Regions from separate parts of the Homo sapiens genome. Here region 2 is linked to region 1. Evidence: chromatin loops called from intact Hi-C (ENCODE). Cell type or tissue: PC-3. All regions are shown on one strand.

Evidence for each region. Hi-C counts contacts between places; a loop is a spot of excess contacts. Peaks named below come from ENCODE experiments on the same cell type or tissue, not always from the same donor. Only the 100,000 strongest peaks of a DNase experiment are listed, where the experiment ranks them.
Region 2: it touches region 1 in a loop (1.8-fold over the local background); 16 of 110 quality-filtered maps call a loop at or near these places.

The regions. Positions count from the first base shown.
Region 1 is chr20:49,655,201-49,657,700 of GRCh38, forward strand. B4GALT5 (beta-1,4-galactosyltransferase 5) reads right to left here. Exons shown (of 9, transcript NM_004776.4): 2 at 1,368-1,502. Among named protein-coding and RNA genes, the nearest start is that of B4GALT5, 57 kb to the right of the region's middle. In PC-3, no CTCF peak of the experiment used is centred here; a DNase peak (open chromatin) is centred at 1,271; H3K4me3 peaks cover 563 bases; H3K27ac peaks cover 1,458 bases.
Region 2 is chr20:49,697,961-49,700,460 of GRCh38, forward strand. All of the region lies in intron 1 of B4GALT5 (beta-1,4-galactosyltransferase 5), which reads right to left. Among named protein-coding and RNA genes, the nearest start is that of B4GALT5, 15 kb to the right of the region's middle. In PC-3, no CTCF peak of the experiment used is centred here; a DNase peak (open chromatin) is centred at 1,511; H3K27ac peaks cover 1,877 bases.

The DNA.
Region 1 (2,500 bases):
CAGGCGGATCACCTGAGGTCAGGAGTTTGAGACCAGCCCGGCCAACATGGCGAAACCCCGTCTCTACTAAAAATACAAAAGTTAGCCAGGTATGGTGGCGCACACCTGTAACCCCAGCTACTCGGGAGGCTGAGGCAGGAGAATCAGTTGAACCCGGGAGGTGGAGGTTACAGTGAGCCGAGATTAACACCACTGCACTCCAGCCTGGGTGACAAGAGCAAAACTCCATCTCAAAAAAACCCAAACAAACCCAGAAAGCACATTAGTCCTCAGTTACAGAAATGAGGCGAATCATGAATCCTTAGTAAGATGAAATCTCAGAATCTATTTTTTAAATAAAAACCATCCCTGGCTGGACTAGAGAGGCCTCAAGAGAGTCCCACTTAATCATGTGGAAGTATTACTTCCTTCCTGTATTCAGTTTTTGAAAGAGTTGAAAAGAAAGAGCCCTGGCACAGTGGCTTATGCCTGTAGTCCCAGCACTTTGGGAGGCCGAGGCAGGCAGATCACTTGAGGTCAGGAGTTCAAGACCAACATGGCCAACATGGTGAAACCCCATCTCTACTAAAAATACAAAAATTAGCCAGGCATGGTGGCATGCTCCTGTAATCCCAGCTACTCAGGAGGCTGAGGCACGAGTATCACTTGAACTGGGGAAGTGGAGGTTGCAGTGAGCCGAAATCACCCGTTGCATGCCAGCCTGGATGACAGGAGCAAAACTCCGTCTCAAAAAAAAAAAAAAAAAAGAAGTAGTCATCCAGTCACTCTTAATGTATTATGCTATAGTTTAAATGTCTGTCCCCTGCACACCTCATGCTGAAATGTAATCCCCAATGATGGAGGTGGGGCCTACAGCAGGTGTTTGGTTCACAGGGGCAGATCCCTCACAAATGGCTTGCTGCTGTTGCGGTAGGTTCTCCTCTATTAGCTCCCACAAGAGCTGGTTGTTAAGAAGAGCCTGGCCCTGCCCTCCTCTCACCTGCCACATTGCTTCCTCTCACCATACACACAGGCTTCCCCTTCCCCTTCCACCAAGAGTGGAAGCAGCCTGAGGCCCTCACCAGAAGCAGACGCTGGCATCACACTTCTTGAATAGTTTGCAGAACCATAAGCCAAATAAATCCTTTTTCTTTGTAAATTATCCAACCTCAAGTACTCTTTTATAGCAACACAAACAGACTGAGTCATATTGTTAACAAAAATGAACGAGGATTCATTTGGCAAGAGCTTTTTTAGCAGTAAAGTAAAACTCAGCCAAATCCCTCTTTTACAATGCGCTTTTCCCATTGAAAATAATTATTGCAACCGAATTTACCTCTCTTGGGAGGAGACATTCTAATCAGACCACCTCTTTACTAAAAATATACCTGAGTCATTTACACTGCTGTTCCTCTTGGCATAAGCACTCCGAAGCACCTGCTCATAAACCTGAGCACCGATTGTTCTCACGTTGTCCCGGATCAGAATGCCTTGGGCTTGCATCATGAAGAGGTAGGTGTTCACTGCAGAAAGCAAAAAGGGGAAAAAGAGGTGGATTCAGAAGCAATCATTTAAAAAAACATACCACATAGCTATGGATTTTTTTTTCTTTTTGGACTTTTAAAGCCTCTTTTAGTTCTTTTAAAACCCTACATGACCATAACTCTATTTTCCATACCTTTCAGGACACCAACATCTTTTGGGTAGCTAGTAGAGCTTAGAGGAATTTCTGTCAATATCCAACAGTTCTAGAAAAAGCATCAACTTAAAAAAAAATATATTCCATCTCTTCTCCAAATACCCAATCTGTATTCTAGCACTCTGATCATCAGAAGAAAGACCTTTATGAATTAGTTAAAACTTTTTTTTTTTAAAGGTTTCTGCTCTCTTTAAGTTCACCTTCTCAGAATTAGTTCATGGTTCTTCATAGAGAAAAGAAACCACTGACTCTCTGACTGCTAGAAGCACTGAAGCCATGGTCTGAAGCCACGGTCTGGTCTTGGCAACCTTTTCAAAGTGGTAGACTGAGGCTCCAATCACTTACCCTTGGGAGATTTGGAAAGAAAAAGGAGTAACGAAAGACTATTTGCAGTCCTCACTATCCACCCATCCCAGCCCAAAAGTCCAAAGCAATAGGGAAAGAGCACAGTCCAAGGTCAATTAAAACATGCTCTTAACAAATGAGTGTTCAGATTAACCTGCCAATCTTGTCTTCTTTGGAAAGTGATCTCCACTTGCATTTTCCTGAAGTCTCTCTATGATACAAAACTAGAAGCTCACAAACACGTCAAAATGTAATCCCTATATTCTACTTGCAAACTCCACTGCTATGCCATCTATTTTCAAGAAACAGTGAGATTGTAAAACATAGTTTCTTAACCAGTCACTCTAATTCCCTCAAATTGCCTTTGTCATTGTGAAAGGGGGATGTGTTACAGGGGTGGAACATTTACAAATCTAAACTTTGTGGGTGTCTGGGGGTGGATTCATCTAACCGCTTGGCTAACCTCGGGACCAGGCC
Region 2 (2,500 bases), 43 kb after region 1:
AGGTTAGAAAAATTACTTTTGTTCATGGGGTCCATTATACTGTACTATTAAGTTTACTTTTATATGTTTGGAAATTTCCAGCCGGGCGCGGTGGCTCATGCCTATAATCCCAGCTACTCGAGAGGCAGAGGCAGGCAGATTACCTGAAGTCAGGAGTTCAAGACCAGCCTGGCCAACATGGCGAAACCCCATCTCTAGTAAAAACTACAAAAATTAGCCGGGCATGGTGGCACGCACCTGTAATCCCAGATACTCGGGAGGCTGAGGTGGGAGAATTGCTTGAACCTGGAAAGTGGAGGTTGCAGTGAGCCGAGACGGTGGCACCACACTCCGGCCTGGGGGACAGAGCAAAACTCCATCTCAAAAAAATAAAAAAAGAAAAAAGAAAATTTCCATAATAAAATGAAACTCTTAAGGAAAAAACTGCTTTGAACATAAAGCCAACCCAAAAAGTAGCTCTTACCTAAAGTGAATTTTCCCTAGTGCCAAATGAAATTCAAATAAATCCCAATCTTCTAATTCACACAAATCTTAAGATTTCTAATACTTTAAACCAGAATGAAAAAGTCAGGTATGCCAAATTAACAATCGAAGAGAAAATTAATCCCACACCAAAGCCAAAACATTGAACTTCCTCCCACTCTCGCATTCACACACACACACAAGCATGAACCACACAATGAAGGATTCCAGTTGCCCCATCCAGACAACTGGACGCACATCACACACCTCCTAGTCATCCAGGGACCATCTTGGCAGCCTGTTTCTCATCACTACCTGCCACCCTGTGCCTGTGTTGTGGACGAGGAAGGCACGGGTAGTAGCCTAGCTTTTTATTTTTTTAAATCTCAGCAATAGAGGCAAGGTTATTTCTACCTTACATCCAAGAGTATGGAGCACAAGACTAGCTGTTTATTAATAACATGCTTATTTTCCACACCAACCACACGGTTTTCCAATTTCACAAAGTAAATACTTCCTCATCCCTCTTTAGAAAAGATGAAACAATTTATCGTAGCCTAAGCAAAAACCACCTATCAAAGCAAAGACTGGCAAGCAGATTCAAGACATAAAGGTATAGCTTTTACTATAAATTTGAAACCAACAAGAAAGCCATTAACCTAAATATTTTTCTAATCAAAAATCAGAAATGACGTTAATAGCAACATATAAGAATTACTGTATCTACCACACTTAGAATGTACTGGGGTAGATGACAATGACAATCAGTACTGATTGCCTTATGTTTATCAACTTTTTCATCTACATTTCAGGTTTCAGTGCAAGACAAACCATTAATACATTCATGACTAGCCATTTCAAAGCATTATTGTATACATACTGTACGACACAAAGTGCTTAATTGTAACTTAAAAGGTTAAAACCCATCTTGAATCCTAAATGGGCAAAAAAAAAAAAAAAAAAAAAACCCCACTAGTCATTTGCCCACAAACCAGGCCCCATATAACCATCAAGCATCTGACTGCATCGGACATGATTAATCTGAAACTGTGCTATGAATCATACAGCAGTCCTCCCTTATCTTCAAGGGATACGTTCTGAAATTCCCCAGTGGGTGCCTGAAACTGCAGGTAGTACCAGATCTAAATACATTGCTTTTTCCTATACACACATACCTATGGTAAAGTTTAAATTATAAATTAGGCACAGTAAAAGATGAATAACAATGTAAAAGGAAAATAAACTTGGGGACCCCAAACCCACTAAGTCAAAGAGAAAAGTCAAGGTAGGAACGGCATCATGCAAACCTACCTCCCTCACAATCTGCCCAATAGGAAATTCCTTGTGGACCTCAACATCCTTACCCTACAACCACTCTGCTGAATTTCACCCTGACAACGTAAATTGACAGCTTATCTTCACAGGTATAGGACAAAGGACAGAACTTAAAGTCATTCCTCTGCTTACCTGAGACAAATGCATAATCTCATCACTTCCTCTGCCCGGTAAGTATATTTTGTCTTATGTAAAAATGCAGATTCACTGAGCTAGATGAATGCATAAGGGACTATTCCTCCGCTGCCCCCCACCCTTGCCCGCCACATGTGAATAGCTGATCAAAGACTCAAAAGAATGTAACCATTTGCCTCCTATCTACCACGCCTTCCTAAAATTTCTCCCCCTTTAAATACTGAAGCCCTCAAAATCATCTTAGGAGAAAGGCACAGACCTTGGGCCTGGGTGCATGCCCTTAACCTTGGTAAAATAAACTTCTAAATAAATTGAGACCTGTCTCAGATACTTTTTGGTTTGCAACAAATATAAAATGGTTTTACAATTTGGTTTACAACAACAACAACAACAATAAAATGGAACAATTATAACAATAATAAAAGTAATTAAGTAAAGTTAATTTTTCTGAGAGAGTCTCACTCTGTTGCCCAGGCTGGAGTGATCATGGCTCACTGCTGCCTCAAACTCCCAGGCTCATGCGATCCCAAGTAGCTGGGGCTACAGGCATGTGCCACCACACCTGGCT